2 separate regions of the Mus musculus genome follow, and region 1 is linked to region 2. A link is a loop called in an ENCODE intact Hi-C map of the cell type or tissue named here. Cell type or tissue: gastrocnemius. All regions are shown on one strand. Links, peaks and the distances in the headings refer to the core of each region. The heading gives the core; the rest is flanking DNA. Region 1 overlaps Golim4 (golgi integral membrane protein 4). Region 2 has its middle 42 kb from the start of Golim4.

Region 1 (12,209 bases), core at 3,834-6,333, 86 kb after region 2:
ACGCAATGTTTCCCCTTCTCCAAACCCTTGTCCCCGAGGCTGACCATAATCAGACGCTCAGACCTCTGGACATGTCTTCTAGCACAAGCATGTTTCTGATCTGCCTTCTCTGTCTGCAGCACTCACATTCTCTCTCTGCATCTCTATAATTCTTTTAAGTTTAGCTTCCAATGAATCCTTCTTCTTCGCCCCCCCTCCCCCCCCGCAACATTTGGTTTTTCGAGACAGGGTTTCTCTGTGTAGCCCTGGCTGTCCTGGAACTCACTCTGTAGACCAGGCTTGGCCTCGAACCCAGAAACCCACCTGCCTCTGCCTCCCGAGTGCTGGGATTAAAGGCTTAAGCCCCCACGCCCCCAATGAATCCTTCTTAAGGAGAAACCTGCCTCCCCATCCCTCTTCACACTTCCAATATCTTTCAGTATTTTTTCTTTATCTTGCTGTTTCAATTACCATATAATATAGTATTTATTTTGTTCACTATTCACCATGTCTATGTCTCAGTCAGACAAGAATACTGTTTTCTAGAAGGCAGACTTACAAAAATATATCTGTTTGTGGCCATAGTCCCAGGTGTCAGAACAATGCCTGGAACATAGTGTGCAATCAATAAATATCGTTTGTTATATAGAAACCACATAAGAACTGGTATTTGAATACTGAACTTTAGTATTTTTGGTAGAAGTATGCAAAGTGTCTGTGGAGGCAAATACGCGTAAAATAGTTAGATGATTATGAAAGTTGACTTTTATGCTTGCTTCAATCACATAGATCCATTGTTTCTTTATAAAAACCCTTGTGCCTTTACTTCCAAATTAGATACTTATCTTGTTGATGGAGCCAAATATCTGAAGACAAACAACGTAAAGAATTAAGTGTTTATTTTGGCCGATAGCTCAGAGAGATACCGCCCAGCATGTTAGAGAAGCCTTGGGAACAGGCACTTAAGGCAGTTAGGCACATTGTACATCCTGTATGGAAGCTGAGAGCAGACAGCATGTGGGGATGCTCTCTGAAGTTTTCTCTGCTCCCTAACACCCCACAATCTTTCAAAACATCACCACCAGCTGGAGATCAATTGTTCAAACACCATGAGCCTGTTGGGGGCATTTTACACTCAAACCATAACATATGCTTACCCCAACTTAAGGGGGTTTGTGTGTATCTCTGTATCATTTTGAAGGTCTAGAAACAACTCCTCTGGCCCCACCTTCACTTACCTACTTCTTTCTTATTTTTCTTGTCTTCATTATTTTCTTGAAATACTTTAAAGTAGTCGGGCTGAAATCCTACTACTGCTGAGATAAGAAGGTACCTGCATAAAGTCTATATACAATATGTTTTTCTTTGGAGTAACTTTTGTTTCGATTGTCAGAGCTTGTACACTTCTAACCCCTGTGCCTGTACAACCATGCATGCGTTTTAAAATGGAGCTTTGCCCTGTACAGTGCAAGACTCCTGTGCAGCTGGACCTTCTCTTTCAGCTTTGAAGACTTTCCACAAACAGTCTGCCAGCACAGCCTCTGTTTCTTTCAGTGGTTTGCAGATGGGTGCGCATCATAGGCCAATAAGAACTCCTGTGCACTGAGCCACTTCCCCAGCCCTGAGAACCTGAAGGGAACTCAGAACCCATTTATGCAGATATGTGAAGAAAAAAGAGTGTTCTGCTGGGTTAATGTGGTTCTCCCACATTCAGGGAGAAGCAAGAAGGCTAGGGGCTGGGAGAGGAATAATAAATGAATCACTGAGAATATGAATGGAAGACATGAGAAGGCCTTACCCCAAAGACTGGGTCTTAAACACGCAGGAGAGTTAGATAACAACCAAATTAAAGTATAAGTTATACCCCAGGGAGGGAAGGTTGTAATAGAAGATATGTATGTTACCTTCATGCCAGCACAGCAAATACCCGAGACAATTAGCTTTTCTAGAGAAAATGTTTGCTTGGGCTCAGTCTTGAAAGTCCCAGACTACAATGCTTGGCCCTACTTTTTGTTTGCTTTTTTTTTTCTTTGTTCTTGTTTGTTTTGACGTTTTTTGTTTATTTGTATGTTGTTGGTTTTTTCTTTCTTTTTTTTTTTTCTCTTTTTTTGGCATGTGGTGGGGGGAAAATAACTTCTTACTGGTAGCCAAGAACAAGTAGAAATCGCCTTCACAGAACATTCCAGTGACTGAGGGACCCTCACTAGGTCACACCTGCTAAAGTTCCACTGCCTCCCGTTGGTGTCACTCTAGGACTGAGCTTTGAGCCTATGGATCTTGGAATCCATTCAAAATCCAAACTTTAGCAGCATGCTCGAGGGATGGAGTGAGATGACATCCTTGACCTAGAAGGGAGACCAGGCAGAAGCACCTTATCTCTGCTTCACTGGTGCCCTCTCCCTGTCCTGGGAGCCGAAGGGAAGATCCAGTGTGTGGATCAAACCTGTCAGGCGTCTCTGCTGTTCCTTTAGGTACTCATTTGCTGTGGATTTTCTAAGATTTTCTGTATTCATGCTCAGACTTTGTATGGAGTATAATTACAAAAGCAAGAATGAAAGATACTAGAAAATTCATCTGTAATGTTATCTTCCTGTTGACTCACCATCTTCTGTACTATAGTGCACTGGTCCTACAGGTCAAGGTAGTTCTTAAACTATCGTAATGGGCCTGGGGAGAGAACTCGGTTGGCGAAGTACCTCCTGCACAGACATGAAGGCTCGCGTTCACTTCCTCAGAACCCAGAAAAAGAGCCAGGAGCCATGGATCATGTCTGATATACCCACAGTGCCAGTGTCACAGGGGGATCCCCTAGATTTCATTAGTCAGACAGCCTCACTCAATAGACAGACTTCGTGTTCAGAGAAAGGTCCTGTCTCAAAAGAACAAGACAGAGAACTATCAGAGAAGATTCCTGTTGTCTGCCTTGTCTCTCAATGCACACTCACACACATCCATAGGATGGATAGGAATGTGAATTTCACACACTCACATACAAATTATCCTAAGTAAATGATTTTAGAACTGAAGTTACTCAAAAGCCTTTTAAACCACTCTGTTCTGAGAGATATGTATTGCTTTGAATTAAATTTCCATTTTTAATGTTTTTTTTAACAGCCCAGTCTCATGTACATTGCGCGTACCAACACAGTAAGGGAAGGAAGGAATATCATCATGTGCTAATGGGGGGAATAGTTCTGCCATCACGGAAGAGGGGCAATTAACACTTCCCAGAACCTTCCTGCTCACAGAGTTGTAAATCTCAATTTGATTTCAAGCTACTAGACTCTTTTATATCTCTCTGACTAGATTGAGACAGAAGCTGGTCTAACATGAAAGTAGACATCTAATAACTGCTCCTTGCTCTCTCGGCATACTGAGAACTGGTAATCAAAACTTTTTTGACCTGCTGCTGCTGCTGCTGCTACAGATTTGTTCGTTTAAAATGTGATTAATGATAAACCTACCAGGTGAATATGTGACTCTCATCCAAGCTTTAGCCCCTGTTTTATAAAGGTAAAATGGTAGATTATTGGAGTCAGATCTGGAGAGGAGAAAAAAAAATCACAGACTGTTGTGGGTACTGCCAAAGCACTGTTGCCCCCATCCCCGGAGCTTAAGGAGTGAAGACATTTGGTGATGCTTTCTGCAGGATTTTTAAATGTTATTTTTAAAATAAATAAATAAGTAAGTAAGTAAATAAATAAATAAATAAATATTTATCTATTTTATGCATATGAGTGGTTTTCTGTGCTGGTGTGTAGATGGACCACAACCATGCTTGGTGCTTGTGAAGAGCAGAAAAGGGTGTGCTGATCTCCTGGAACTGGAGTTACTAATGGCTGTGAAGCATCCTGTGGGTTCTGGTGACCAAACCTGGGTGGGTCCCCTGCCGAAGCAACACAAGCTTGGAGCAACACAAGCTCGTACCACTGAACTCTCTCTCTCCAGCTGAGAAGATTTGCTTCTCTGTTCTGAGTTGGAGTGTTTTGCTCTGAACTTCTGAAAATAGTCTTTCACCCAGATATGAATGCACACAGCATTTCTTTTGTAACTTTTAGATGAAAGCTGGTGTTAAAATGCCAAATGGTTGAAGGAAGCTCTTGAATGTTGTTTTAAATCCCTGTGAGCTTTTCCTTTCTGTTTTTGTTTTGTTTTGTTTTAAATGGAAATGAGCCCCTTTTCCATTCTTTACTGCCTGGAAAATAGTATATCCTCTTTCAACAAACTTGGGAGATGAGTCCCCTACTAGACTTGCTTGTGGCTGTGAGAATATCCATTCTTTGCCATTGTGTAGCCTTAGCTCATCTTGACTAATGCCCTTCAAAGTATAAATAGGAAAATAGAGATGAGTGACAGGGATTGATTAGCAGTCTATTTTCCAACAGAAACAATAAACCCACTGGATAGTTTGCCAGCTCAAAAGCCTGAGAAATGCATGGTGAAATAATTGTGTGTGTGTGTCTGTGTGCGTCTATGTGTCTCTATGTGTGTGTGTCTATGTGTGTGTGTTGTGATCACGTTTTCTAGAAAGACAAAAAGACCCTACCTGGTCTTTCTTATCTGTAATACTTATGAACGATTATGGATATATGGGCTTCCAGATTCTAATGAAATGGAGGAAAATGCTTCCTTGTGGTCTTTTCAAGGGGATTTTTCGAGTAAAAAGAAATAGGGTAATATTACCGCCAGTGGATAAACAGTATTCATATCATAAATACTAGTATTACCTTTCCCTTTCCTTGCCCAGGTCCAGCAATCATTCAGGGTGGGGTTTTTAGTACCAGTCTAGGTGACAAAGGAAGGAGAGCTCCGGTCACTTGTAACAGGAAACTGTGACAGAGAGCGGAGGGGAAACAGGCAATCCCTGCAGCAGCTGCAATCATTGCAGGAGAGAGGAAGGAGATCCTGGGCTCCTGACAACTTTGGCAGCAGCCATTTATGTGAAGACAGTTCTTGTGTTGTACACAGACAGCTATTGACCAAAGATGATGGAATTATATATAGCCAAGGGGTGCTTGGGTCTGATCAAAGAATGGAGTAAGGGAATTGGCTTAGCTTGCTGGAGAATGAGATCATAGTTGACATAATGCTGAGGGAACAGGACTTGGAGGGTACATCTGAAATTGAATTTATCCCTTTCTCAGCCCTTACTGCCTGCTCACTCTGCAACCGAGGCTTCCGTTCCCAGATACAGTCCGAGAGACATTTGTTGGTTTCTCAGTGTCCTCTGGGAATTAAAACAAAATGAAATGCCCCTGACTATTTTTCAATAGCTTATACTAACTGGTACATATGTCACTGGTTTGCCGATTATTGTATCTGATCTAGTCTGGTTGAATAAATCATATTTCATTCACTCCAAGGTGAAGTTTCTCTCACTTGCAGCTTCTGCTTGCTGCAGATGTCCATCCATCAGTGCATTAAGAGCTGTGGTGAGCACTGTTCCCTTGCTCAGTCCACAGTATCTCTTCCTCCCTTCTCTCCGCCCACCTGACTTCTTTAGAGTGTATCTATAAGCAGAACGCAGAGATGGCAGGAAATCCCTCCAGAATAGACATCAGTTTGCTATCGTGGTTAGTGAACTTGACTCTTTGTGAGCATTTTCTTTCAGAGGTTCTTTGGGGTGTCTCTCCCTCTTCTTTCTTTGTGTCTCTTTTATGTGTGGGCTCCAATACTCTACTGGTGTGCTGCTTCGGTTTTGATGGCAATTGGTCTAGCTCACACTGGTGAAGATGCAGAACACAGTAACCTTGCAGATCAGGGATACTGAGTGGGAAATTCTCTCCGGTAACTTACCAGGGATGTTAGAGCAGGGCGTGTGGATGAGAGAGCAACTGCTTTGTGGCCAGCAATTGAAGTCATGCAAATGGACACAGTTGCCTGGGAAGAGATACAGTGGACCTCGCAGAGACACAGAGGGAGCAGAGGGAAAAGTTTCTAGCTAACTGACATGTAAGTGTTACTAGGGAGTCCACCCAGAATCATGCCTAATTACATGTGTATTGTTTGCCCCAAATCTGGATCTTTAAATAGATCTACCTGCTTTCTTTACCCTAAATGTGAACCTTTATGACTTTATTTTAATAGGATGTGTGCCCTATACTGTTTTAAGTTTTAAAAATTGCTGCTAATTTTACTCTGGACCCTTTAGTTCCCTGACAAATGTAACTCTTTCTCTTCCAGTTGTATATGAACACAGATCAAGATTAGAGAAATCTTTGCAAAAAGAAAGGCTTGAACACAAGAAAGCAAAGGAAGGTAAGACAATATGAGCTTGTGCCCTGATATTTCCTCCTACCCTTCTTTGATGTAGCATGAATTTGAACTATGATGCATTTGGTTTTGTATTTTGTTGTTGTTGTTGTTGTTGTTGTTGTTAAGCTGTCTCTCAAATCTGCCTGAAGCCAGTGCTATAAGTGGGCCGAGAAAGAGCTGTCAATAAATGTGTTATACACAGTGCAGACATTTTATATAGTCTTTGTCATGGGGAAGTAGCCCTTTCTTCTCCTTTGGGAACTCAAGACAGATAGCAAGTGGAAGATGTGTGAGCTTCATCACCAGGTCATGACTCAAAGGGCTTCATTTCCTTCATTCCTGTAGAGAACCGGCTGTATTAGAGGCTCAGGACTGTGTTTAGAAGCTTTCCCTTCTGTTTCTGCAGCCTTCATGGACTGTGTACATTGCCATACAAATTATATCAAAATTAACACATGACTTCCCTTCTAAATATTTTTATTGTATATTTTCTTTATTTACCTTTCAAATGTTATTCCCTTTCCAGGCCTCCCCTCTGGAAACCCTCTGTTCCATGCCCCCTCCCCCTGCCTCTATGAGGGTGCCCCCCCTACCCCCACCCACTCCTTCCTTCCCACCCTGACATTCCCTCACTGCACCAAACCTCTGTTGATGGTTGGGGTTTGGAAAACATACATTGTTTAGAACATGACACTGTTTATGTAAGTTTGTAACTCAGTGAGTTGACCTTCTACCTGGAATCTTCTGAATGAAGCAGGTGTTACTATAAGTTCATGAAACATTTGCCTAGCCCAGCTGTTCAGATAGGAATTACCACTTAACACATTGCTTTTTGTCAGAGCTTTTGAAGCAAGCATACACTCTAGCATCCAAGTACTGGAAGTTATCTGCACTCTTAGGTCTGATGCATTCATGTTTTGTGATGAATCTTGGAATGTAAACCCTTGGCTCCTTTGGTGAGTGTGGGGTGGGTGCTGGGTACTATGTAACCCTCTCCTGACTCATAGGATGCACAGACTTAATCATTCTGAGAAATGCTTTCAGACTTGTCTTTGCCAGGTCTTCCATTGCAGAGTGTTTTTATAGAGCCATCTAGTGGATAATAAAGTTTCAGAGCATTAAAGACGGCTTGATTGCCGTTTCAGTTCCTGAAGGAATTTAGTGTGCCCTCTAGTGGGTAGCTATAAATCACCCTTGTCTCAAATGCACCCTCTCCGCTTTCAAAGGCAGATTTCACAGAGATATTGTAAGTGTGCTATTAGTCACTTGCCATCGATTCTGGTGATGCAGGGCTTGAAGACAGCAGGGAGAGTGGAAAACTATAAGCTTTGTCATCTGTTTTCCAAAGCTTCCAGAGGTAACATGATGTACATAAATCACTAGGTATGTTGATTTGAAAAAAACTGGTTATCTTTTTGTAAATCTGAGTAAAGTATATAGCATTTTTTTCTCAGAGATGCTTAAAGGTTTTTAAATAGACTAACTTATACTTTACTTTCTCTATTTTTATCTTTCCTAGATTTCCTTGTTTATAAGTTAGAAGCACAAGAAACACTTAACAAAGGAAGGGTAAGGCTTTGTTCTGTTTTGGCTTTTATTTTGTTCTCATGAACTTTAAGGGAGATAAAAATACCACTGCAAAAAATTTTACTCCATTTATTACCAGCATAAATGGATTAAGGGTGGACATACATTTTTGTTACCAAAAAAAAAAAAAAAAAACAAAAAAAAAACAAAAAAACAACAAAAAAAAAAACCAAGAAGGAAACCAAGAGAGAAACTTGTACACATTGTTTATTTAAAACTTATCTTTTCTTACTTCTTGTCGCATTACTGATGACTAGTGATAAACTGGGGCAGCTTCTCTGTGGCACATGAGGTTTGTTTGGTTGTGTTTGGATCTAGATTTCGATTTGAGACAGGTTCTCATGTATGCAAGAAGACGTCTAAATCATTGAGTAGCAGAGGATAACTTTGAGTTTCTGATCTTCCTACCTTAACCTCCCTAGTGCTGGGATTATAGGTGTGTGCTACTGTGCGTGCCAACAGGGAAGCTCATGTTTATTCCCTCTTTGATTTGCTCATGGCGTCTCTTTTCTCTGACATGAAAGACTTCTGTTTGCTTACAGAGTACTATCAAGGAGGAGAACTAACTGCCTTAGTGTTCACATTGCAGGAATCTGAAGGATGAATTATGGACAGAATGAGTGGTATTGGCATTTAAAAATATTTTAAAGTTAAAATTCGCTGGAGAAAAGCCAGTCTTTGTCTTACCCTACAGAAATGTGTGAGTGTTAGTTGAATAAAACATTTGTGTTTAGTGATTTCAAAGCTGAGGAAAGTCTGTTCTTTGAATTGCCTAGAGGATGTTTTCAACTTTCAACTCTAAGTTGCTTTTAAAAGCCTGAACCAGACCTCGGTGCACCCAATTGTATATTTTGTAGTGTAGTTTCCTTATCAACTAAAAAAATAAAAAAAGAATAAGGCAGGGGATGAATGATGAACCAGAAGTGTAGTTTATTTTAGGAGCTATGAGAAGAAAACCCGGGAGTGCCCCTGTGTGGTGATAGCACAGCCGGAGAGTGCTGTGCTAGACCTTCACCCTAGAGTAGCGAGTGGCAGCCTCGGATGTTGGTACCAGAAGGGCTGTCTGTACAGCTGCTCCATTAGATCACAGGGATGTTCTAGAATGTGGCATCAGAAGGGAGACTTCAGCCCTCATCAGCTGGGGTTCAGGCTGCATCTCTCCCTTTAGTACTGTGTAAAAGTACTGGTGTTGGTTCTGGTTTCTCACTGTGGAGGTACAATAAAGATTATGGGAATACCCACTGAAGTTGAGGGAAGAGCCCTTTCGATTCCTCTATTAAGACAGCCTGAACTGGTGAAGTTTGCTCTTAACTGATGGATCTCCCACCCCTCCCACCTGTCCTGACCACTACACCCTATATTAGTTATGCACAGTAACTTTCAGAAGTTCATTGAGTAGCTGGGCATCTTGGCTTCTTTGGATTATGAGAAATAAGCCCAAACTATTTCTAAGCATCCTGTCAACCTATCATTTTATGATTGTGTGTCTAATCTTTTTATTACTCAGAGTTTAGGAATCCAGAAGAAAATTGAAACCTCATTTCTGTTACGGAGTGGCTCAGTGGTAGAGTGATTGCCTAGTATATGCAAGGTCCTGAGTTCAATCTCCAGTAGTGCGAAATAAATAAATAAATAAATAAATAAATAAATAAATAAGAAATGTCCCTAAAGACATGCTCTTTCTAACAGAGTTTATGTTAGCTTACAAAAGCAAAAATGAAAAATCTTTTATTAGGGAAGGAAGCTGTTCACAACAAAAGAACAAGATGAGCTATCTTTTATTAATTTGGTTTTCTTTTATTTACAGCAAGATTCCAATAGCAGATATAGTGCATTGAATGTCCAACATCAGATGCTGAAAGTAAGTAACCTAAACTGTCCCGTATGAATGAAGAAGGGAGCAGACGACATTTGAAATGGTTAACAATGTCTAATATAAACAAGAAGGGTTCGAGAAAGTTGACTTGGTGAATATTGTCATAGTTGTCTAAAAATTGTGATTGTTTATTACCTCCCATGATTATTACTTTTTTTTCTTTTTACAAAAATGTGGTTAATGTACTACCTACTTTTTAATATAATAATTGGGCTCTCAGGTTACCTACTTTTAAATATTTGTTCTCTTTGATGTCTTTAGAGTTTGTGCTTTATTTAGTCTCTCACAGTGGTTTTTCCTTTATTGTACACAGAATGGAGTGTGTGGAACCCCAAAGCTTTGTCTGTGTTACTAATGACTGTCTAAGAGATGCACTTTTAGCTACTTGAAGAACACAGCTTATATTTTTAATATTTCCTTTCCTTGGGACTTAGGAAAAACTCCCTCTTAAGTGCCAAAGGAAGATCTAAAGCACAAAAGGGAAAGTAAGCAATTCATTGATTCCATCAGCCTGGTAGCACTCAGCACCATGTGCAAATCCTCCCATGGTCTCTGCCCCACATTAGTCCTGGGTGCTAGTTTTCTGCTTTCTATCCATTCACATCAGTAGGACACACACCCTCTGTTCAAACTAGAACCTTTCCCATCTTCAGGAGTGCAGTACTTAAAGCAAGCCTTTCTGCCACATAAGCATTTGGAGACTGTGGAATTTAAATAACTTGTAATGATGTTGTAGAATTCCGATATGAAATCATATGAATGAAAATGAATTCTAGAAACACTTCATTACTTTCCCCAATGGCAAGATGGTCTCCTCTGCCTCTTCACTACTGCAGTCACTGTCAAAATGGGTCACTACTAAACTGAAAATCAAAGAAATGTTGAATAAAGCGGCCCTTCGTGGTAAATGCTCCTGCCTTTGAGTATTTCTAAAAAATCTAGAAGAGAATTGAGTGCATATTGAAAGTAAACAGAATTTTCTTGCCATTATTTCTTTGATATTGTAGTCAATATAACATCAGTGGTTCGCGTAGCATTTATCTTGAATTAGGAAGAAGAAGTAATCTAAAAGGATTGAAAGCATGGTGGTAGATACATGCAAATACCATACGATGAAGAGTCTTGAGCAGTTTCATATTTAGGTAACTTAGTTTAAAGTTATCCTTGGAGCCTCCCATGAATACTCTGAAGCCTTGATCTTGCTTGTTCACTAGAGAAAATACACAAAGTAGCCAAGGTTAAACGTATTATCTCCTTTCTATGATAATTTGACTACAGGGAAATAGCCTCAGATTCCCCGCCCCCCTTTTTCATAGCTTGGGCTAGCTTCTCACTCATATTGATGTTTAAAACCAAGAGGAGGTTTGTGTTTGAACTTGATCTCAGACTACTCAAGTATTTGAAGAGTACAGGAAATGAAAGGGACAAACAGACAGAACCCAACCTTAAGAACTGAGCTTATTCTACCATGCACTCTCACATTTCTGACACGAGAAAGACCTCTCGGTGAAGAAATAAACGCTGCATGATTTAGAGACCCTGTCTGTCAAGTGTTCATCTTGCAGAGTCAGCATGAGGAGCTGAGGAAGCAGCACAGTGACCTGGAAGAGGAACACCGGAAGCAAGGGGAAGACTTCAGTAGAACGTTCAATGACCACAAGCAGAGATACCTGCAGCTTCAGCAAGAAAAGGAACAAGAACTTTCTAAGCTAAAAGGTATTGGCTAGGGCCAGAGATGCCTTTGTACACCATTTGAACAGGAACGCACACTAGCACTGTGGTCCTGACCTTCTTTAAGGCCTTTAGATTATTTTGTGCTTTTAACTTTAATAATCACATGGAATAGCAATCTCATTTATAAATAATCCAGTCCGTTTTTACTCTTTTAATTTTTGCTTTATGCAAATGGTGTTTTGCATGCACATATGCCTGTGCACCACAAGCATGCCTCGATTCTCTAGAGGCTCCAAAAGGGGCGTTAGACCCCCCAGAACTGGAGTAAGCGATGGTTGTGAGCTGCCTTGTGGGTGCTGCGAATTAAACCAGGATCCTCTGGAAGAGCAGTAAGTGCTCTTAAATTCTAAACCAGTTCCTTTTTCCATTATTTTTAAAGCAACATTCATATATAGCAAAATTTTAATTATATATATGAAATCAAAATTACAGAAAATAGGAGGACACAAATATGTAATTTCTGACTACCAAGGTATTTCAACCTCAGAATTTTGCACCCAAGACAAAAGTGTAAATACAGGATGCTTTAGGGAACTAGTCATTAGTAAGAAAAGAAATTAGACACATACACATAAAACACATGTGCATGCATGCACGCACAAGACTTAGAAGAGATAGAAAGCAAAAAAATCATATTTATAGAAAACAACTTTTGGAAGAATTTCTTTTCTTTTCTTTTTAATTTATTATATGTAAGTACGCTGTAGCTGTCTTCAGACACCCCAGAGGAGGGCATCAGATCTCATTACAGATGATTGTGAGCCACCATGTGGTTGCT
Region 2 (12,209 bases), core at 4,874-7,373:
AGTTGGACTTTAGGGAGTTTAAATTTTATCAAAAATAAATATATAGCTAAAACACATTAAATTGGGCTAGTAGAAATATTTAAATTTCATATTAAAAGCTATTAAAATGTTCCATATTTCTAGCTTATTTGAATCCTGTGGAATGTCCTGATTGTAAGAATGAATAAGTGTTCTTCATCTATGTTTCAACATATTTAATGCATACTTCCTTTGTTTGGGTGAAGAAAAAAATTATCTATTTAGAATATTTTATTTGTTCTTTGATAACTTCATACAAGGTATTTTGATCATATTTTTTTATTTGGAAGTGAAATATTTGAGATGTCTCACTACCCTCTACCTTTAGAATGTTCAGTAAGTCTATTTGCTGATTAATTTTTACTGTGGTAAATTTAACACAGTCTTGAAGGAAGTATAGATATACTTAGTGTATAACTCTTAGATTTTAAAATTAAAATATTACTATATTGCGTTTTTCTAGCTTACCTGATAAATGGCTATTTATACCTGCCAGATTGTGAGTGTTGATGACATCATTTTGCATCATAAAAATACAGTCATTTCTTTTTTCAATTACTATTGTTAGTCTACAACTTGATACATATATTTAGTAATTTTTACCTCCCATTTCCCTTTCTCCTTCCCTTCCCTTTCCCACTGCTTTCCCTCTCCATAAGTTCCTCTCAGGTTTTCTGTCTTATTAATAACCCACTGAATTTAAGTATGGCTGCTTGCATGAGCATGAGTGTGTGTGTTGGGGAGTTATTTACTGGAGCACTGGTTACTTCTCAGTAGCTGCCCCAGTGAAGAAAATGACATCCTTTGCCTTAGCAATGATTTCTGAAGGCCTGCAACAACTCATGGAGCCTCATGAACTCGCAGGCATCATGGGATACTGATGACCTCAGTCATAGCTGGGGTGAGATGGTGAGCACAACAGCAGGGCTATTACAGAAGATCCTCATTGCTAACATTGGTTCCCTTTGGCTCTGTTTTAATTTTCCTCCACCACTTCTGCCGGGATGTTTCCTAAGCTTTGGGTGGTGATAGGATCTTGATAGAAATTGAAGGTTGTTTAGTTTCATTATTGTGTATGTATAGAAATTTGTTTCCTTTGTTAGTATTGTTTGACTGGGTAAGCTGCTTATTTAAAATTTGGTGTAGGTTTCTAGTTTTCTGGGTCTTATGATTGCTTCTATTGTATGTAGATTGTTAATGTTAGAGAATAAGACAATTTTTTAAACAGAAAGGCAAATATGAAATAGAAATGTCTGGCCTCTTTGGAGGCTCATTTGTGTCATGTGATGATTTTTCTGGAAGCTGTCTTATGGGCGGGTGTTTGGCTGAGAACAGACATGTGGTGTTTTTCTGGAAGCTGTCTTATGGGCGGGTATTTGGCTGAGAACAGACTTGTGTTTTTCTGGAAGCTGTCTTGGGAACGGCCATGTGCTGTTTTGCTGGAGCAGACTCTTGAGAGGCCACATGATGTTTAGAGAGTTTGTAATATTTCCCCACAGAGAGTGGAGGAACCCTGTGGCATTGGTTCGCCTTGCAGTGCTTCACTGGCATTCGCTGACAATGCTCTTGTGTCAGTTTGCCTTGCAAGGCTTTGCTGGTCTTCACTGGTCTTCACTTGTAACTTACAGAGAGAAGTGTGTCAGAGAACTTCTTGTAGTTCCAGCTGCTTCTTGCCTCTTCCGCCTGGTTTCTTCTGGATCAAGCTGCTGCTACAGATTCGTGTTTGGTGTTTTGGAATGCACTGCTGATATACTGACAACAAATATTTGAACCACCACCAAAAATCTTCTTATAAACAGGCCCACATCCTCCATTTCCTTTTAACCTTTCTTTTCCCCTACCTCTGGTAGGTGGGCTAGAAGCAAGGTTGAAGCATTTATGAACCCTTATTAAAGTAGGTTTTGAAAAATCTAAGTCTATAATGTGGTATAAATGTCTCCCTTAGGACCATGGTATATCTCTTCCTGGTGTAATAAACCCTCAGTCATTCCTTAAACACTCTATCAGTAAATTAGACTAGTCTTATTCCCATCTTTTCTGTTAGATCTTAATCACTGAGTCACCTATGTAACACCCTGGGTCATGTTTAGTAATAGTCTTGGGTACACTTGAAAGGGGACCATTTTTATGTATTTAAAATATAATTCCATCATAACCCACTCACTCATTTCCCTTTAATATCTTTCTTAGTCCACCTACTTCTGTCCCTTTCAAATTCATATCCTCTTATTTTTAATTTTTGCATGAGCAAATATATAAATGCACCTGCTGCATCTGTTTGGTGGTTTTCATATGTATATATTTAGGACTCACCATTTAGTGTTGGCTAGCTATTGGGGGTTCATTTCTGAGAATAACTAAGTTTCTGCCACTAAGCATTCTTACACTGCCTGTAGCCTTTTATTGAAGCCTGGGGCTCCATGATGAATGCCGGCTTGTCAACTGGTGTTTTCATTGTTTATGCCTTAAGTTTACACAGCCATATGTGGAGATGTTGTGGATTTCACTTCCCTGTCAGGTTCCAAAAGACACAATCTCAGGACAGGTTTTGTGGCCCTCTGTCTCTCACCATCCTTGTGCCCTCACTTCCATAATATTCCTTGAACCATGGGAATAAATGTTTTTGTGGATGTAGCAAATGTGGACAAGCAGCACAGTCAGTTGTTCTCTGAATTTTGACTAATTGTGGTTTTCTCTCTTTTCTGTGGACATAATCTTCTATGATGAGGACACAGAACTAAAACTGTCTGTGAGTATAAAAATAAGTACTGACAATACACTTGTACAACAGTTTATGAAACTATTAGCATTAGTGGCCTTAGTAGGTTATTCTCTGAGATTTGTGACCTTATAGCACAGGTGATTGACTAGGTTTTCAGTACCAGGCATGATGTCCCTCATGGTAAGGAGGACTTAAATCCAATTAGACAGCAGTTGGTTCCTGCCAAGATGAGTACCACTATTCACCATTAAGGACATCCTGCCATGCTGGTGATTGTTGTTACCCATAAGCATCAGAGCTGGTTAGGCCTATCCAGTGCTCTCCTTCATGGCAGTTTGGGCAACATTTTCCAGTATTATAAAAGATAGTCCTCAAGAAGGAAGTTTTAGGGTCACATCCAGCTAATTTCTCTTCTCTTCTCAGAGCATTGTCTTCTACCATAGAGACTTACCTTCCACCTCTGGGAGGCAACCGGGGTAATAGCAGTAGCCTAAATTATTTTTTGGTAAAGAGCCTTAATTTCTTGTTGCACATGAACACATTACCATCAAAGTGAAAGTGGCCCTATTATAATCTTTGAAATGCAATCAGGTGGAAAGTGAAACACATTTCCTTCTATACCTTGAGAAAAGTAACATTTTAAAATATTTTTAAGTTCATGCATATGAATTTTCCATTCTTTTTAAACACTTTTTAAATTTATGAGTTTAAAAATATAGTAACATTTCTCCCTTTCCTTTTCTCCTTCTGAAACTTTTTTTCAAAATAAAACATTTTATTTTTATTTTATTTTTATTTTACACTCCAGATTTTATTGTCGTCCTGATCCACCCTCTGACTGTCTTATAGATATATTTAGTATTTTGTGTTCAATCAGTGTTGCCTATATACTCATGGTATTTCCATATCTAATAATATGACATATAGAGTTTAAAACTTTTTATCTATGTGTCTTCTGATACATAAAAACAATTCAGACTCAGATAATTATGCAGTTAGAAGAGGTAAGAGTATCTTATGGCATAACACAGAATTATGTCTATTCTACTATGAAATTTCTAATCTATTCCTACCTACTCTCCTTCAAATTCATATCCTCTTTTTTACACTAAGTGCTATTGCACACATATTTGCTAGCAGGTATGTATGTGTAACTCTTACATTTATAGCCTGCAGAGGGCAGAAGAGGGCAACAGATAATGAGGAGATGTAAGTACAGAAGGAATTGAGCATCCCGGAAACAAACTCTTATCCTATGTAACCCCAGCAAGTGCTAACTTCAGAGACCTCTGTGCAGCCCCACTAAAGTATGTTTAGTACATTTCTGCGATGTATGTGTTATATTGTGTCTTTGTTAGAGTCCCTCCTGCGTTGTTCACTCTGCTGTAACTTCGAAGAAGGAACATATCAGGAGCCTGAGACTGATTTTGTTACTTACAATGCAAAAGAGAACTCTTAATGCCAGCACAGATGTTTTCTGAAGAACAAGCCTTCATCTCTTTCCTGTAAAAAAGGATGTTGTCGACAGCAAACTAAACCCTTCTAGTCTATGAAGAAAAAGAAATATTTAGCAAAGCCAGTGAATGTGTTTCTTCCTTTGATTTCCTGAGATAAGTAAGTTTGCTTAACCAGGTTCTTGAACACACCTTACAGGATGAGTTTCTATAAACCATGCAACCCTGGACTGGTAACTATTGGTAGAGGTCTATAATACCAATTCCCACTCCCAGAAATGTGAGACTAAGTTTGTTAGTTTTACACCAAAAGAGAAGGGAAGTCTCTGAGCTGAAGTTTTTATTGCTGGGATTCCATACCACTGCCAAAAGCAACTCAGGAACTGGGGAAAGGTTTATTTCATCTTGCAGCTTATTTTCCAGTATCTGGGGAAGTCGTGGGAGGAGCTCAAGCCTGGAACCCAGAGGCAGGAAGTGATCCAGAGGGCATGAAGTAGTACCGCTTACTGCTTTGCTCAACCTGCTTTCTAATAGCTCCCAGTACCATCAAACCAGAATGGCACCACCCAAAATGGGTTGGGTCCTTCTATATCAATCACTAATTTTAAAAGTGCACCACAGACTCAGCTGCAGGCCAATCTTATGAAAGGTATTTACTCAACTGAGAATCCCTCTCTCCAAATGATTCGAGCTTGTGTTAAGTTGACATAAATCTAGCCAGCACAGTAAACAATAAAAACTTGAAAACTTAGCACAAATATATTCAGAATAATAAGCCACAATTTCTTGTAGCATGTGAACACAATTGTGTCAAAGGGAAAGAAGTCTATTTGCAGACTTTGAAAAAAACCAATGAGTTAAGAATCAATGTACAAGACTTCTACATTGTCACTTTGACATAATAAGCTCTGGTATGTATCTCAGTGGATGACTGCCTTACATAAGAATTCTTCCTTCCAGTTCACCACCCAATGTTCACTGCAGTAAAGAGGCCTGGATTGCTACGTTAAAAAGCAATTTGCCCAGAGCATAAGACTGAAGTCATCTCTGTAGTATACAAAACAGAAGATAAATGGACAAAGCTCTAAAAGCTAGCACAAACACTCCCTACGGAACAACCCAGGACTTCTTCTTCTTCTTTCTTTTTTTCCAGAGCTGAGGACGGAACCCAGGGCCTTTCACTTGCTAGGCAAGCTCTCCCTCTGAGCTAAACCCCCAGTCCTAACCCATGACTTCCTGCTGTATGGGAACATGTTACTGTGAAACAGTAAATGACCCATGGAACTGGAGTTACAGGCCATTGTGGGCCATCATGTGTGTACTGAGAACTGGACATTTGGCCAAAGTAGCATGTTTTCTTGGCCATTTCTACAGTCCCAAGAGAAATAACTTTAATAAGTTTTTAAATATGTATCAAAGGTTGATTGTTTTATAGACTTTCCTTGGTGTTAGATTCCTTACAATGTCTTTAAAAGGAAAGTCTCAGTATCCCAAAACTGAGTTTGTTACTTGAAATCTCAAAAAGAAAGTAGACAAATAAATATGTATCAGCCAGTACAATCATTTTCTGAGCAGTAATCCTCCACTTATCATTGTATCTGAACATTCCATAATCAATGACAACAGCATTTTGTGGCCTTTAAAGGAAGAGAGGAACAAGCGAATGTGTGTCCTTCCTTGACCCCATGAGATAAGTCATGTGATAAGACAACATGTGAGTGTCACTTATTGCTCAGTTGTGCATACATTGCCATGCTTGTCATTGCCATCTATGGTCCATAAGTGTTTCAGGTAGGTAGGATTAGTCATTGCTTCCCACTCTTGGAAGCTTGCATAGTATTTTCTAGAACCATGAAGCTAGGAAGCTAGACCATAAGAAAGAGACTTACAGATCAGATTTTAAAAGATGTATTTTTTATTCGTCTTTTAAATTTTTGTATGTTCTGCCTACACACACACATGCACATATATACACACACAATATGTTCACACATGGCCTGCAGAGGACAGAAAGGGGGAAACAACCGATTCTGTGGAACTAGTTACAGTTGTGAGCCACCATGTGAATACTTGGAAACAAAAGATTGCTTGGCAAATACAACTCAGACTTTAAGAATAAAATTTAGATTATAATGAGGAATTAATGCTCATCTAGCATTACATAGATGGTAGTAATTGATTTTTCTAAGGTCCATAGCATTACAACGTCCAAGAAGCAAGTTGGGTTTCCAGTATCAGATCTGATTTTCCTCCTTTTTAGTGAGCCTTGAGTCTTCTAAGATATCCAATGGTTACTGTCAACATGTGAGTGTCACTTATTGCTCCTTTGTGTATACATTGCCATGCTTGTCATTTCCATCTGTGGTCCATAAGTGTTTCAGGTAGGTAGGACTATTCATTGCTTCCCACTCTTGGAAGCTTACATAGTGTTTTCTAGAACTCTAGAAGCTAGACAACAAGAAAGAGACTTTCAGATCAGATATAGCTGTAATAATCTGAACTGTGTGTCCATAATTAAATGGGTGACAACCAGCAATAGGGGCCCACTTTCAACCCCTGAGAGACAACTGGTACACAACAATCTCTATGTACTGTTCCAGTCTAGAAAAGAGAGATAGGCACAGAAAATCACTACAGAACATAAAGAAGAGATGAACAGATCTTGGGGTCCTAGCCCCAAGGGATACATCACACCTCCTGCATCTAGTTCTCTGGAAACATTTTGAAAGATAGGGTAGAAAAAAAATGTAAGAGACAGAATACCAGGAAGTTTCCTGTGAAACAGACCCTCTTTGAAATGGCTATATAAACAGTATCTCTAAAAATGGCTACATAAACCAGACCAGAACAGTAGCAGAATCAATGACAACGTTAATGTAGAAGCAGGAAAATTTCTTTTCATGGTTTGCACCTCTAGACAAAGAACTACAGGTAACTATTGACTGTTGGTAGGAGAATTAGTCTCTCCTATGAATGAGTCCCATTATTGGTTGTCTAAAATAGAGTAGTCAGACTTCAAACTATATACACACAAGCAAGAAAAAAATGGACTGAGCAGGTTTTATATAGATATATAGATGTGTGTGAGTAACACATATACATATATATAATGTGTGTGTATGTGTGTGTGTGTGTGTGTGTGTGTATCAAATATAATTTTCAAACAGGCTATGAACTTTAGAATGTGGGAAGCATGGGAAGGATTTGAGGGAGACAGCAGGAAAGGACTGGAGGGAAGAAAAGGGGAAGAGGAGATAAAATTAATTCCAATTAAAAACCTTTGAAAACAGACTCCTAGGCAAGAGTAACAGTCTTAGTTGCTGAGCCAATTCCCCAGCCCCTAACAAAAATCATTTTAATACCTTCTTTTTTTTTATTACGTATTTTCCTCAATTACATTTCCAATGCTATCCCAAAAGTCCCCCACACCCTCCCCCCCCCACTCCCTTACCCACCCATTCCCATTTTTTGGCCCTGGCATTCCCCTGTACTGGGGCATATAAAGTTTGCCTGACCAATGGGCCTCTCTTTCCATTGATGGCCGACTAGGCCATCTTTTGATACATATGCAGCTAGAGTCAAGAGCTCCGGGGTACTGGTTAGTTCATAATGTTGTTGCACCTACAGGGTTGCAGATCTCTTTAGCTCCTTGGATACTTTCTCTAGCTCCTCCATTGGGGGCCCTGTGATCCATCCAATAGCTGACTGTGAGCATCCACTTCTGTGTTTGCTAGGCCCCTGCCTAGACTCACAAGAGACAGTTATATCACGGTCCTTGCAACAAACGCTTGCTGGTGTATGCAATGGTGTCATCGTTTGGAGGCTAATTATGGGATGGATCCCTGGATATGGAAGTCTCTAGATGGTCCATACTTTTAATTTATTTATTCATTTTACATTCCAATCACAGCTTCCTCTCCCAGTACTACTACACACAACCCCTCCCCTCAACCCTCCTTCCATCTCCTTTGAAAAGGGGGAGCCCCCACCTTGGGTATCAATCCACTCTGGCACATCAACTCACTGCAGGACAATGTACATCCTCTTCCCTGAAGGGCAGACAAGGCAACCCAGTTAGGAGAACTGGATCCACAGGCAGGCAACAGAGTCAGGGGCAGCCCACTCTACAGTTGTTGGAGGACAGGCATGAAGACCAAGCTGCACAGCTGCGACATATATGCAGGGTGGTCGTAGGAGGGGGTAGGTCCAGTCCATGCTCACACTTTGGTTGGAGCCCCCCAAAAGTTCAGGTTAGTTGACCTTGTTAGTCTTCTTGTGGAGTCCCTATCCCCTTTAGGTCCCCCAATACTTCCCCAACTCTTCAACAAGACTTACTGAACTCTGTCTAATGTTTCATTGTGGGTCTCTGCATCTGTTTCTATGGGCTTCTGGGTAGATGCACATTTTATTTTTATTTACTTACTTACTTACTTACTTACTTACTTACTTACTTACTTATTTTTGCTTTGTTAGATGGCCATGTTGCCAACGTACTTCCTTTTACAAATTTAATTTTATTTTTTAATTTATTTTTTATACTCCATATTCCATTGCCCACCCCTCCCCTCCCACCCTCCAACTGCTCCACATCCCATACCTCCTCCCCTCCCCACCCCACCCTGTCACCACGTGGATGCCCCTTATCCCACAACCCACCTGACCTCCAAACTCCCTGAGCCTGCAGTCTCTTGAGGGTTAGGTGCATCATCTCTGAATGAACACAGACCCAGAAGTCCTCTACTCTATGTGTGTTGGGGCCTCATATCAGCTGATGTATGCTGTCTGTTTGGAGATTCAGTGTTTGAGAGCTCTCGGGGGTCCAAATTAATTGAGACTGCTGGTCCTCCTACAGGATTACCCTTCTCCTCAGCTTCTTTCAGCCTTCCCTAATTCAACAACAGGAGTCAGCTGCTTTTGTCCATTGGTTGGGTGCAAGTATTTGCATCTGATTCTTTCAGCTTCTTGTTGGGTCTTTTGAAGGCAGTCATGATACATCCCTTTTTGTGAGCACTCCATAGCCACAGTAATAGTGTCAGGCCTTGGGATCTCCCTTTGAGCTGGATCCCACTTTAGGTCTATCACTGGACCTTCTTTTCCTTGGGCTCCTCTCCATTTCCATCCCTGTAATTCTTTCAGACAGGAACAATTATGGGTCAGAGATGTGACTGTAGGATTGCAACCCCATCCCTCACTTGATGCCCTGTCTTCCTGCTGGAGGTGGGCTCTATAAGTTCCCTTTCCCTACTGTTGGGAATTTTATCTAAAGTCTCTCTCTTTGAGTCCGTAAAACCAGATACACTGAATCTAATAGAAGAGAAAATGGAAAAGAGACTTGAACTCATTGGCACAGGGGAAATTTTCCTAAACAGAAATCCAATGGTTCATGCTCTAAGATGAACAGTTTATAAATGGGACCTCATGAAACTAGAAGCACATTTTTAAGCAGTTTTTCTTCTCATTCATCAGTTTGCTGGTTCCTCTCCAAAAGAGAAATGGACATATCTCTTACAGATAGCAAAAATACTTTCGAAATAATAAGCCTTCATTTATTTTTTTCCAATTTTTATTAGGTATTTTCTTCATTTACATTTCAAATGCTATCCCCATACCCCCCCCCTTGCTGTCCTACCCACCCACTCCCACTTCTTGGCCCTGGTGTTCCCCTGTACTGGGGCATATAAAATTTGCAAGAACAAGGGCCTCTCTTCCCAATGATGGCTGACTAGGCCATCTTTTGATACATATGCAGCTACAGACACGAGCTCTGGGAATACTGGTTAGCTCACATAGTTGTTCCACCTATAGGGTTGCAGACCCCTTTAGCTCCTTGGGTACTTTCTCTAGCTCCTCCATTGGGGGCCCTGTGATCCATCCAATAGCTGACTGTGAGCATCCACTTCTGTGTTTGCCAGGCACTGGCACAGCCTCACAAGAGACAGCTATATCAGGGTCCTTTCAGGAAAATCTTGCTGGCATATGCAATGGTGTCTGCATTTGGAGGCTGGTTATGGGATGGATCCCTGGGTGCAGCAGCCTCTAGATGGTCCATCCTCTCGTGTCAGCTCCAAACTTTGAAGGTGAACTCCAGAAAATCAAATAATCCCATTAAAAAATGGAGCTCAGATCTAAACAAAGAATTCTTACCTGAGGAATACCGAATGGCTGAGAAGCACCTGAAAAAATGTTTAGCATCCTTAATCGTCAGGGAAATGCAAATCAAAACAACCCCAAGATTCCACCTCACACCAGTCAGAATGGCTAAGATCAAAATTTCAGGTGACAGCAGATGCTGGCGAGGATGTGGGGAAAGAGGAACACTCCTCCATTGTTGGTGGGATTGCAAGCTTGTACAACCACTCTGGAAATCAGTCTGGCAGTTCCTCAGAAAATTGGACATAGTGCTACCAGAGGATCCCTCAATACCTCTCCTGGACCTATATCCAGAAGATGTTCCAACTGGTAATAAGGACACATGCTCCACTATGTTCATAGCAGCCTTATTTATAATAGCCAGAAGCTGAAAAGAACCCAGATGCCCCTCAACAGAGGAATGAATACAGAAAATGTGGTACATTTACACAATGGAGTACTACTCAGCTACTGAAAACAATGAATTTATGAAATTCCTAGACAAATGGATGGATCTGGAGGGTATCATCCTGAGTGAGTTAACTCAATCACAAAAGAACTCACATGATATGTACTCACTGATAAGTGGATATTAGCCCAGCAACTTAGAATACCCAAGATACAATTTGCAAAACACATGAAACTCAAGAAGAACGAAGACCAAAGTGTGGACACTTTGCCCCTTCTTAGAATTCGGGAACAAAACACCCAAGGAAGGAGTTACAGAAGCCTTCATTTCTTGTTTCATGTGAATACATTACACAAAGGGAAAAGAAGCCTAACTGCCATTAGGAAGCAATTAACCACATTTCCTTCCTTCACTCATTGAGGGGAGTAAGTTTACTAAGACTGATAGATGTGCCACAAAGATTGACTGTGTTATATAAGTGATCTCTACTTTCAACTTTCCATGCATCTGGTAAAGATGCTGATACCCCCACTTCTAAAGACAAGTTCCTGAAACCCGAGATTGATTTTGTTAGATGTGCTTACAAGCGAATTTAAGTATAGATAGTTGTAACAGTCCACACAAATAACTTCTGAGTAAGAAGCATTCATTTTTGTTAGATATGAACACGTCACTGTAAAGAGAAAACTGCCTATTAGTGTCACCTTTCCAAAAGCAAATAGATAGGAAGCAAGTTGTCACGTTCTCTTCCTTGACTCCTTGAGTTTAATGGACTTCCTGAATGTACATCAATGGGTGGCTGTGTTATTAGCAGTCTGACTTCCCAATGCACCACACATTCTGACGGTAAGTAGTGAAGTCTATATCCATAATTCAAGAGCAACACCTGTGTAAGCTTAAGGATGATATTTTTAGTTGCACTACAAAAGAGAGTTAAGTGGACAAAGCTCTGACACTTAGTACAAGCACTGAGTGTTGAGGCCTTAATTCTTGATACATTGTGAATACTTTATTGACAAAGGTAAAAGAAGCCTATTGTAGTTTGTGTAAAGTAAACTGGAACTAAGTGAGCTGTCTTGTTTGACTCCTTGTGAGAGGGAAAGTTAATAACCTTCCAGGTAGACTTTAAAAGGTATGTGTTACTTCATGTTCACCCCAGTCCCTGAGGTTGTGTAGATCTAGCTGTTAGATATACATGGTTGGATACTCTCTAGAATATGCTCACACCACATGTCCATTCTATGTAATGCTGGTGTTCTCAGTTTCCAACTCTGCACTCAGTGCTATTAGATTGGTAACTTGAAGTTGGCCATTGAGAGTATATTTACATTGCCAGCTAAAATTTTTCCACAGAGTACATATAAGGTTGCTGTCAAATCATAATCATTTTATTAGTCTGTCTTTTGCTTAACTCTTGTCTCTGTATGTGTCTGTAGTATCACTTGAACTTGGTATAAAGTTTCATCTATTTGGCACT

Evidence for each region. Peaks named below come from ENCODE experiments on the same cell type or tissue, not always from the same donor. Only the 100,000 strongest peaks of a DNase experiment are listed, where the experiment ranks them.
Region 1: a loop joins it to region 2, with 6 times the contacts of the local background. A loop is called at or near these places in 23 of 42 quality-filtered maps.

The regions. Positions count from the first base shown.
Region 1 is chr3:75,905,603-75,917,811 of GRCm38, reverse strand. It overlaps Golim4 (golgi integral membrane protein 4), which reads left to right. Exons shown (of 16, transcript NM_001291069.1): 2 at 6,163-6,237; 3 at 7,754-7,803; 4 at 9,629-9,682; 5 at 11,263-11,413. Among named protein-coding and RNA genes, the nearest start is that of Golim4, 45 kb to the left of the region's middle. In gastrocnemius, for the core only: no CTCF peak of the experiment used is centred there; a DNase peak (open chromatin) is centred at 4,885.
Region 2 is chr3:75,993,091-76,005,299 of GRCm38, reverse strand. No RefSeq gene overlaps it. Among named protein-coding and RNA genes, the nearest start is that of Golim4, 42 kb to the right of the region's middle. In gastrocnemius, for the core only: no CTCF peak of the experiment used is centred there; no DNase peak of the experiment used is centred there.